3 separate regions of the Homo sapiens genome follow, and regions 1 and 2 are each linked to region 3. Evidence: chromatin loops called from intact Hi-C (ENCODE). Cell type or tissue: A673. All regions are shown on one strand.

Region 1 (4,000 bases), 1.1 Mb before region 3:
TTCTTATGATTTCTTCTTTGACCTAAAAATTATTTAAATATCTGGTGAGTTTCACATTTTCATTCATATAAAGCAGTAAAATAAATTAGCGATTTCTAAATTAATTGCATTATGATCAGGACGTTTTGTCCAATTACACTAGTTCTTTTAAATTTATTGACACTTGCTTTTTACCTGAATATATGGTCAATTTCATCCTCAAATTGTACCTTTCAGAAATACTGACCTAGTTGCCATCCCCTGAAAGTGCCAAGCTCTCCCACATGGAATTCTTATTCTTTTGCTTGAAATCATAGACTCTTTTTTGAATGCATTCCTTCTCCTGGTTTACTCCTTATCAGCTTCTCTGACTCCTAATTGAATTAAATACACTTTCTTTATGTTCCCTTATACCTTGTGCTTACCTACTTTTATAACATCCATTTTTCATATCAAGTTTTCTTGTGTGTTGTATGTCCTACCACTTGCATCAGGATTACTTAAAATACTTCTGAAAAATACAGGTTTATGGCTTTACTTTTAGACCTATTGAATCAGAAGTAATTTAATTGTTTCAAGTAATCAGGCTCTATTAGAGCCCTGGAATCTACAAATTTATCAAATATTGCCAGTGATTTCTATAAACATTCAAGTTGAGGAACCACTAAGGTATGCTGTAATCATTTGTTTATTTCTATCTTCCTAATGTTGTTTGCTGACCTATTGTTTATGACTATAACCCCAGGAGCTAACAAAGACTCAATAAATGTAGACAAATAAAAGAAACAAGTGTGGTATAAATTATAAGTAATAAACCAGACAGTTGTGGCATCATTTAAGGAAAGGCTAATTGTTCAATCTAATATCAAGTCTGGGAAATTCTATCAGCTTTTAGTGCCCTGAATACAGTATTAACAGTTGTAGAGGGTTTTAACTGGTCAAATTCATTTAAATTTAAATTAATTTATTCACGACTTCATAGAGTCTCAGAATTGTAAGAGAACATTGAACATAAACAAGTCAATCCCTGAAATTATACAGATGTGTAATATGAGAATGAAAAGTAAAGTTGCTATCCCAAGATGTTTAGCAGGAAGATCACAAAACTGCGACCAGATTCTTCACAATTTGTTCATAAAAAAAAAAAAAAAAGGAAACTAATGTAGAATACTTTGGGAGAAACGGAAGCTGAAGTGAGGAACGGCAAGGAAATTTTACCTGGTTTGTCTTGGTTTGTTGAGATGTTAGATAGACCAAACTGTAGAACACAGATGAGAGAAAGAATCAAGCCAAAATCAGGCTGATTCACTAAGGGATACAAACAAACATTAATACAGAGAATCAAAGATAAAGAACACGTAAGAAAAAAATTTTCTAGTTTTTTAGGTTTTTCTGACATTTGCCTTCATGTCTAAACAATCAAATATGAATTATAATCAGATTAGCATTGCCTCCTACATTGGGACAATAAATTAATAACTAGCCAAAGAAAATACAATTGAAGCCCATGTTTTTCTTTGGTTCAGATTAATTTAAGTTACATATGGGCCCAGATTAATTTTACATGGCTCCAGGTAAACCAGTATACTGACTCAGTGAAGAAATTTTACCTCGTTAGGTATTTTTAATGTGTTTTTTTTTTTTTTTTTACTAATCTAGTTTCTATTTCTCTCTCGTCTCAAATATTCCACCAGGTGGCAGTAAATGCACCACCTATTTCTTAAAAAATGGCAACAACCTGCTGAATTATATCAAATTTATCACTAAGTATTTTGTAGGGTTAAATTTTCACTGGTAAAAGAAAAAATTTGGAGAAAAAAAAATGTGGGTTGGATATTTTGTGTGTTAAATTAAGGGTATAGTCATAAGACTAATTATGAAGAAAAAAATCAAAAGAAGAACTGAAATAGAGAATACAAAACACTGACCTTTGTAAAAAATCTATAAATTGAGCCAATAAAAGTGAAAAGGCCAAGTCAGCCACATGTTGAATATGTTTTAGTAAAGTTTTGCCCTTCTTTACTTAGTATTAGGTTGTCTTTGAATTAGTTTCAAAGATTTCACTTGTGGATATTTTCGCTTTTCCGTAGTCCAACGAGAACACTTCAAATAGATAACAAAAACCATTAAAATTAATGCGCATCTTCAATCTACTTGAACTGACTGAAACCAGTTGACAAAATTAAACTTCAATTCTACCCTGTATTACAGCAGCACATACAAATTTATTTCACTAAACTTATTCTGGGTCAATAGCTTCTAAAGCTGTCAAAATGTGCCTGTACAATCACACATTGCATCATTGGAATAATAGGATTCAGAGCAAAAGAGGGGATCGTTCAGTTCTTTAGTTTACATTGGTTAAAACACCCTGGGATGTTAGGCTTTGGGCCTATCACTTTAAGGTAATTGAAAAACTGAAGAGCATCTAAAGAATGGCAACCACACTCCATCTCTACTGGACATTTTCGGTGATGTCAGAATATAGCAGAAAGACCAGCAAGGAGAAATTATACTGAGAGGCCCACGTTAGTTCAATACAAAGCAGATGTTCTTTCACTGTCAGTTCTTACATTAAGAATTGAGATAGCAAGTCACTCCTCCTACTATAAACAACAGAAACTTGACATAAAACATAACTGAAAAAGAAAGTAAATATAAATAGGCCTGTAAGAAGAAAGAAAAATCTCCGTGGGACACAAATGAAAAAGAAAAGAATGCAACCTCAGGTGAAGTTGAGATAAGCTGGAGAATAGAAGTGTTAGACCCAGAAATTGGCCCTGACAGCCAATGGCTTTAACATTGAGGTGGTCATGAAATTTAAGATCTTGGGCTCCAAAGAGCCAGGGAGTTTGAACAGGATTCCTTGCATAAAGCAGACCCTTGGAAAAGCTACACCCTCAGTTAAAATGTGGCTAGAGAGAACTCTGCCCATCAATTCAGAGAGAAGTTTGTCTCTGCTCTGGTGGAAGAAAACTCCTCCAGAGCCCCAGCTACCCAGACTTCCCAATGAAAGACTGACTTTTCTCTCAGCTGATATTTCCCAGCAATGGTATTTACTGCCATTTGTACCATGCAACAGGTGAGTTGGTAAGCTTGTAACCATTTGTACCGTAGAAAGAAATCAAGTGAACAATAACTTGAGCAGTCTTAAAACTCTAATTAGAATCTGGCAAAGAGAGTCTTTAGATGGGATCCTTGAAACACATTCATAACTACACTTTCTAGTTTTTGTCACATCACACATCCCATAATATACAGAAGTTTTTCAAATTGTGTTAAACCTGTAACACTGCCAGAGTCAAAGCCTAACTTCTAAAGTAAAGGAAACAAAGCCAGGAGTCAATGGTCTGGAACATTTTTACTGTATCCTATTTTAAGCTGCACATGTTACCCTTTGTAAAAGGAGGAACCTGGCTTTCAGGCCTACCTTGCTTTTAACTAAAGGCACTTTGAAGTTATGGTAAGTAACTTATTATCTTCTGCTTCATCTAATTAATTATGCCATAGTTGTAAAAACACTAACAACAACAGCTCTCAGGTATTGAGTGAGAGCTTAGTATGTACCAAATGTACCAACAGCACTTTACATAGTTTTTTTTTTTTTTTTTTTTTGAGACTGAGTCTCATTCTGTCGCCCAGGCTGCAGTACAGGGGTGCGATCTCGGCTCACTGCAACCTCCACCTCCTGGGTTCAAGCAATTTTCCTGCCTCAGCCTCCTGAGTAGCTGGGACTACAAGCGCATGCCACCACACCCAGCCAATTTTTGTATTTTTTAGTAGAGATGGGGTTTCACCATGTTGGTAAGGCTAGTCTCAAACGCCTGACTTTGTGATCTGCCAGCCTTGGCATTAAAAATTGTATCCTCAGCCAGGCACAGGGGCTCACGCCTGTAATCCCAGCACTTTGGGAGGCCGAGACAGGTGGATCACCTGAGATCAGAAGTTTGAGACCAGCCTGCCCAACATGGTGGAACCCCATCTCTACTAAAATTCAAATCTCTACTAAATCTCTACAAAA
Region 2 (4,000 bases), 480 kb before region 3:
ATAAAACAATGGAACATTTTTTAAAAATCTACTGAAAGATTATTTGGCACTCTTCTTTTAATTTTACTAAAATTTACATAAGATTAATGTGCCATTCACTATTAAGATACTGCAAAGTACCAGAGAGGTAACAGGTCTTAATGAATGTAGTAGTTTTGCATCATATTTTCTCCAAACATTTCACTAGCCCATCTCAGAAGACAAGATTGTGTCAATTGCAAAAGAAACTATGTACTAAAACTAAAACCTGTTTTAGATTTTTAAACAAAATGTAATTATGCAATTCACTTTAACAGCTTTCACAATCAGTTACTAAGAAAGGGAATCTTTCCTTGATAAGAACCTGAAAGATTAGTTTTTAGAGCCTGAGAAACAGTAGAACTGTCAGACACCCGAGATCCTTATTTTCAATCACTCAGTTACCTTACAGAGCTTCTGATACCGAGGAGAAGAAACTGCCATCCTTTGTAAGCGATGCAACAAAACCACAACTTTCTGCAGAGACGTTCTCACCACAGCCATCATTTTAAGTTTACCACACTTCTGGAGACACCTCAGAATTTGCATTATAAATGAAGAGCAACGATCATTTCCTCCCGGTCACTGGACAATGATTTGTCAGTTCTCTGAGCATGCTCGTTTCCAGGAAAGCATTTGAAAGATACAGGGGGTTAGGTTCTAGGAAAAAGGAGGCTGGTATTCCTTCAACTTCTCAATTTAAAAAACACAGACAAACGCCACAGAGAAAGCCCCCCAGCAGATGCTCACAGGCAGCACTTGCTCAGCCCGGCATGGCCAGAAATGAAGGAAGTTGTCGAGCAGCCAAGCGCTGCCGGCTGCGGGAGAGGAGTGCGCTCAGTAGCCAAAGAGGATATTAAGTGAAACATTAAAGCTGCAGATAGAAAGCGGACATCCCCTGGGAACAGGGATTCAACATATCACTGCCACCACCACGGTGCATGCCCTGTAGCTGGTTTCTATTAAGAGAGAACAGAGCATTCACCGTCTCTAAAGAGGGATATGTTCACTACCCAATAAATGCAGCTCTAGCTGTGCTCTGTGAATTAGTGAACAGGAGACCCTGTTATAAATCTTGAGAAGAGCAGAAGGGTACACCTGACTCTGATGACAACAGCCCATACATTAAGTGCTAAAAAATCACCCCCAGACAGATCTCAGCCCAAAATCACCTAAAACAAAACAAAACAACAAAAATAAAGCAAAACAAAAAATACTTGCAGGGGTTATATGACTAAGACACCCTAAAAGCAGAGCGATCCAGTGGATTCTCATCTGCCTGCCTAGAAGGAAAGCCATTAGAAATGGAATAGGTTAGGATTTGTCTAATTAAACAGCTAAGTGAATAAAAAATTAAAAGTCTGTAATTGACTACTGAACATTCCAAATTGCCACATTTCCCCTTAGACAGCATCTTCATGATCTCATTGTATTTGCCATAAAGCTGTTTTAATTTTATGAATAGGAAATATGAGGCCATAATTATATCATATAAAAATCCAGTACATAATTTTGGGGTTCTATGTGTATATATATACACACACTTGAGACATATTCTCTACTGCAGCCTGAACATCATTGCAAATATCAACTGGGGTAAAGTACTATCAGGAGATGTGCAAAATAACCCTGGATGATTAAATGACTGGGTCAAAGAGCACAGCCAGAAATAGAACCCAGATGTTGCTCATTATCAGTGTCCTGCTCAAACTGGTAACCGGGCTAATGCTGCAATTTCACCTCTGTCTAATGTTGTCATGATTCTTTAAAAGAAATGCAGTATTTTCAAGTATTTGTTTTTCCTCCTTTACTTCATTTGCCTTTCTTAGTCCTTCATGTTACAACGATTTAAAGTCCTATATTGTGTCTTACAGAACGGTGTTTATCAAGCAGTGCTTTGCCGACTTTATTGGGTCTTATAGAACTGTGTTCATCAGGCAGTGTTCTGTGGACTTCTGCCTGTATCTTTTTTCCCTGCAGGTCCATACTGAGAATCTACACTGCCTCCCTCTGGTGAGGCTAACAATGTCACCATATCTGTGTAAAGCCAAAAGTGGAGAACATATTCAAAGGATAGAGTATAAAATGTTAAGGTATTTGGCAAATAGATAGAAATAGATTAGTGATTGTTCAGAGGGGAGGGAATTGGCGGGGAGGAATGGGAAATTGCTAGTAAAGGGAAGGGGTTTCTTTCTGAGGTAATGAAAATGTTCTAACTTGATTGTGGTGATGGTCGTACAATCGTGAATAGACTAGAAACAAATGAATTGTAAAATTTAAATGAATGAACTGTACAGTATGTGAATTATATGCCAAGAAAGTTGTTATTAAATAAGTATGAAGCTATAATTCCTGTCCTAGAACCAGCAGATGAAGTCCCCATGAGATAGGCATTCACCCCTCAAACACAGTGCTAAGCATGCAGCTGGGCACAGGAGAAAATCTAAAACAATCTATAATCAAAGTCTGCATCTATGGAACAAGACGATGAAAATGAGGCTAAAAGCAAACATAGGAGATAAAAGTGTAATAATCCTAAAACGTAAATTATTAGAGAGCAAAACCAGCCACCCATGACAACACCACTCCAGAAAGGCAGCAGAACTCAGGATTTTACCCAGCAAAGAATCAGAGCATTTCAATTAATTGGTAATGCCAAATGTAAAGCTGAAATTTTTAAATATAATTAAAAGAATAACAATCTTTTAGAATATGAACATGCACATTAAGAATAAATGCACTTGAACTAATAAACTAGTTGGAAGTCAATAATGGGCTTTCATACAAAAGCAAAAAATAAAGTTTCTGCATCTTTGGCCAAATACTCTTATCTGAATATAGATTCACAGTGACAACTGCATACCAGGCAATTCCTCCTGGATGTTACTCCAATGCTTCATTTCAACAAAGTCAAAACAGATGAAATTTGCCATCCCCACACATTTCCCGCTAACTTGCAACCCTGCTCTGACATTTTCTTCTATGTTCCCAGTCTTAGGCTCTAACACCACTTGGCAATCTGCCTTTCCCCTTCCTCAGTCTATGTATACTATTGAGTCATTAGATCTACTACCCCTGCCATTGTCTCCTTTCTGGTAATTATTACCTGTAGCCTGGATGGCTACATGAGTATCCTAACAGGCCTCTCTTCTGTCACTCTTGTCTAGTTCAAGTCCATTCCTCATACCATCAGCTAAATTCCTATAAAGCAAAAATCCCATTGCATCACTCTTGTTACTATCCTTTATGACTTCTCTTCATTGCCACTGGATTAAAATATAAATACTTGCATGGCATTTAAGACCCTCTATGAGCTGGACTGCTCAGTTCTCAAGGAGCTTGTCTCTCCTGCAGGGCTCCAAAGAATCGGCTTTTCTCTTGCCAAAAGGCTTCTGCTGGGGAATAAATCCTAACAGCCTTGCAGCAGGGCAATGAAACATAGATACATAAATCCAAATCATCATCCATCCTTAAAAGAATGGCATGTATCATAGCATACTCCCAAAAGTTAATCATCTTCCATGTGCTTTAGACCTATCCTTATCAAAATTCACCCAAGATTCACCTTAAACTGAGCATAGAATAAACTGCTTTATCTTCCTGAAATACTCCCATGGCCTTGGATCTGGTTGTCATAAGACATGAAGCAAGTATAAACAGCGAATGTGTCAGCTAAGTAGTTCTACATACACATCCTGTGCATGCAGCAAAGATACACGGAGCTCCTTATTCCATCTTCCTTAGTGCACAAAGACTGTGCACCACCAGCACCACCACCACCACTGCCACCACCATGCCACCAGAACTTTTCTGTTATGATTTGCCATGCTTCTGTACAGTCATTTTCTCCAACAAACGTCTCTCCATTTCCAAACAAGTTTCTATTTTAAATGTCTGTTTACTCATACAAAAGGAGAATCATTAATATACAACACCATAAAAAAATTAAAATTCTCTTGCCTCAGAAAAACTCAGTAAAAGG
Region 3 (4,000 bases):
AAAGTGACATTGTGAGCAAAGGCCTAAAAGAACCAAGGTCCTTTGCCACATGGACATCTGGAGACAGTGCATTTCAGGCAGAGGAAATAAAAAGGAAAAATGCCTCTGAGATAGAAACATGCCTGGCCAGTGTGTTTGGAGCAATGGCGAGGCAAGAGATGGTTGAAGTGACAGGGCAGTCTTGTACATGCATCTTTACACAGATTGTGATTGTGGCTGTATTTAGCTCACTCTCTTCTTCCCTCCCAAAGCCCCCGTTCTGCACATGAGGGTTTCATAGTGCTCCCCTGGCTTCAAACTTTTTTTTGCTTCCCAATAGACTAAAAATTCAAACAAGACTGTAAATTACCTGGCCACTGCTTCCATGTCCAACTTCATCTAATGTAACTATTTCTCTGTCACTAGGCTCCAACCGTCTAGTGGTTCCTAGAGTCCTTCAAACTTCTCCCCACTTCAGTGCCTTTGTTCTATGCCTGGAATGCTCTTCCAGAGTTCTTGGCATAGCTGGCTTGTTGTCATTCCTCAGGACACATGCAAGTGTTACCTCTCTAGAGTGGCCTCCCCTCAATCACCTTCTCCTCAGTGCCCCCCTCCTTCTTCCCCATTATTCTTTATCATAGCACCCTGTTTATTCCTTTTACTGAAGTTACAAAAAATCTTCAGTTAAATCTTTTTTTTAGACCTCAAACCTCTTCTCACCATATATTTAAAGATGACTTCCCTCTCTTAGGTAAACTGTGAAAATGACAAATTGTGACTCTTAACTATTTCCTGTGGTTTAAATGCTTGTGTCTCCCCAAAATTCATTTGTTGACATTTCAACTCCAAGATGGTGGTTTTAGAAGGTGCGGCCTTTGGGAGGTTAGCTCATGAAAGGAGAGCTGTCATGAATGGGATTAGTGCCTTCATAAAAGAGGCCCAAGAGAGCTCCCATGCTCCTTCAGGCACATGAGGACACAGAGAAGGGACGTCTGTCTATTAACCAGGAAGCAGACCCTCACCAGACACCAAATCTTCTGGAACTTAATCTTGGACTTCCCAGCCTCTAGAACTCTGATGAATAAATTTCTGTTAAGTTACCCAATTTATGGCATTTGTGATAGCAGCCTGAACTAAGACACTTGTTCTCATAAAAATACTATTATAAGAGTAAATTTCATATTACTGTAACAAATGGAACATGCATACAGTGCTTCAATGTTTCTTTGTAAAATTTCTCCATTGAGAAATTGTTTAAAAATTGCACTGGCCTGTGATTTAATGTTATCACTAAGGAACAGAAAGGAACCAGCCTATTAAATCTTATGAGTTGTAGAATGGAGGCCCATGGCAATCATATCTGTCCCAAGAGAAGTTATATGAAAAGTACATAAAATTTAACCCTTGTAGTATATCCCCAATTAGGGGCAAAACCCTTAAAAAATGGAGAGTTCTAGATCTGCCCAGATATATGAAACCCACAATGGTTGGAAAAAGAAAAGTAGAAGATAAAGACATTTTCAATCACAGAAAAATAAGATTATAACTAGCAAATTTATTTTAAAAATTCTCTAAATTCCATATCACCTAAATTCCACATCACCACTTATTGTGTAATGCCCCCAAAGTATAAGGGAATGGTTGCTTCCTTTTCTCCTAAATTATCAAAGTCTTAGTTGCCTTTAAAAATACAGCACACCAAAGTATTATTTTTAGCATCTCATTCACAAGGCACCGTTCCTGCTTACTGTGATTGAGAAGCTCAAGGGTGCCTCATTATAAAAATGTTCTCAACCATTGTTCCATTTGTTGGCCTTAAATACTGTTTTGGCGACCCCTAGTGTGAAACATTATTTCAACATCTGGACATATTGAAAGTCCTCCTAATACTTGCTTACAGACAGAAATGATATCTAAAATAATTTTTCACCAAGGGAAATGTGACTTCAGTTAATTTCTACTTAAAGTTCATGTCTTTCTTAGATCATAATAAAATTTGAATATAATTTCTGGTGATCCAAGACATTTGAAAATCACCGAAAAGCACTATGGTTAGAAATTCATGATTGCGTTAAGTGTGTGCACAACAGTAGTTTCATTGTCTTTAATAATGCTCTAATTCCACTACTAGGAATTCACCCTACGAATATACTTGTACATGTGCAATATAACATATGTACAGTATTAGTCATTGCAGCAAGGTTATTCATTGCAGCAGTGGAAACAACATAAAGGGTAATCAATAAAAGGGTGGTTACTGGGAGTATGATACACTCATACAAGGGAATATTATGTGGCAATAATACAAGGAAAAAAAGAATGAGAAAACTCTTTTATGTATTAATATGCGATGATCTCTATGATGTATCAAAGAACATAGAACAGAATTAAACAACCAACACAAAAAACCAAGGTAGAGAATTATGGTGAGTATTTTGCTACCATATGAATTTTAAACGGGGGTAAAATACTATACATATTTGTGTTTGCTTATACATCCATGAATGTAATCTCCCAAAGGATACACAAGAAACTAATACAGTGTGGTTACTCATTAAAGATGGGGGTGAGAAATGGTATAAGTTAGATACTGCGTTCCTTGTTATAGTTCTCTATGTGTGGATTATGCCTTTGCTAGTCAAAATGTTAAATGGCTTCTTAAAAAATTTAAAGCCTGCAGCACAAGGCCAAGAAAGACAAGGAAGACTTTGCTTCAAAAACAGATCCAACAGAATATAATTTTCTGTCTTAAAACATATGTAATTTTTCTTTATACATTTTAAATTCTATACACTTTTCTAATGGAATCTTTTATTGCATATTTTTCCTTACTCAAATGCTGAACTGTAAGACAGCATTTGTAAAATTTTATTTTTAAGATTTCTGTTTACTTTTTTTCCTTCCCCAAAGTCACCTAGTAAAGACAACATTTGATAGTTACATAAAGTAACCTAACAGGTGGGATTGACTTGAGGTAATATCTTCGGTTAGGAAATTCTCACAGCTCTCCTGGCATGTCTTGCCAATAAGATTGCTGGTTCCAGACCAAAATTCTTTATTGTCAACAAGTGTAAGAAATTGTAATATTCCTTATTAGGTCATAATTTAAAATTCATGTGTAATATAAGTATACATGGCAGATACCCAGGAATAAACTTAACAGAATATGGTAAAGATATGAATGGAGAAAATTATACCAGCTTTATTTTACATTAAGAAAAGTAGACTTAGGCAGGTTGCGGTGGCTGACGCCTGTAATCCCTGCACTTTGGGAGGCCGAGGTGGCCTTGAGGCCAGGAGTTCAAGACCGGCCTGGCCAATATGGTGACCCCTGTCTCTACTAAAAACACAAAAAAATTAGCCAGGCATGGGGGCACATGCCTGTAATCCCAGCCACTCGGGAGGCTGAGGCATGAGAAATTGCTTGAATCTGGGAGGTGGAGGTTGCAGCGAGCCGAGATCATATCACTACACTCCAGCCTGAGCAACAGAGCAAGACTCTGTCAAAGGAAAGGAAAGGAAAGGAAAGGAAAGGAAAGGAAAGGAAAGGAAAGGAAAGGAAAGGAAAGGAAAGGGAAAGGAAAGGAAAGGAAAGGAAAGGAAAGGAAAGGAAGAAGACAAAGAAAGAAAGAAGTAAATAAATGAAAAAATATACCATGTGCATCAATGAGAAAATTCAACATAGTTAAGATGACAACTCTCTCCAAGTTAAAAATTAAATATAATTACAATTAAAAATTGCAGCACGGTTTTCATACTATTTGAAAGCTGACTTCATTAAATGTGAGGCTTTGTAGTGCCTTTAAGGATCATCTGGGGGAATGTAGAAACTACTATTCAGGCATTTATTTAGGTTTTAAAAGCTGATGCTCCCTCTGCTAAACTTATAAATTGAAAAACTACCTGTTCCCTTAAGCTTTTAACTTCAGCTAAAAATCCTAATCTATTTCTAAGTTTAGCAAATTTTAGCGATCGTTTTAAAGGGGACTTTGAATAAAATTTAGTTCTACTCCAAAGTTTA

Evidence for each region. Peaks named below come from ENCODE experiments on the same cell type or tissue, not always from the same donor. Only the 100,000 strongest peaks of a DNase experiment are listed, where the experiment ranks them.
Region 1: a loop joins it to region 3, with 5 times the contacts of the local background. A loop is called at or near these places in 8 of 110 quality-filtered maps.
Region 2: it touches region 3 in a loop (2.6-fold over the local background); 5 of 110 quality-filtered maps call a loop at or near these places.

What each region holds. Positions count from the first base shown.
Region 1 is chr6:145,212,360-145,216,359 of GRCh38, reverse strand. No RefSeq gene overlaps it. Among named protein-coding and RNA genes, the nearest start is that of TRQ-TTG4-1, 32 kb to the right of the region's middle. In A673, CTCF peaks have their summits at 1,469 and 1,674 (motif pointing right); a DNase peak (open chromatin) is centred at 1,679; H3K4me3 peaks cover 322 bases; H3K27ac peaks cover 1,755 bases.
Region 2 is chr6:144,580,024-144,584,023 of GRCh38, reverse strand. All of the region lies in intron 51 of UTRN (utrophin), which reads right to left. Among named protein-coding and RNA genes, the nearest start is that of SNORA98, 180 kb to the right of the region's middle. In A673, a CTCF peak has its summit at 2,018 (motif pointing left); DNase peaks (open chromatin) are centred at 893 and 1,993; H3K4me3 peaks cover 1,310 bases; H3K27ac peaks cover 1,286 bases.
Region 3 is chr6:144,102,901-144,106,900 of GRCh38, reverse strand. No RefSeq gene overlaps it. Among named protein-coding and RNA genes, the nearest start is that of SF3B5, 9.3 kb to the right of the region's middle. In A673, a CTCF peak has its summit at 1,805 (motif pointing left); a DNase peak (open chromatin) is centred at 1,790.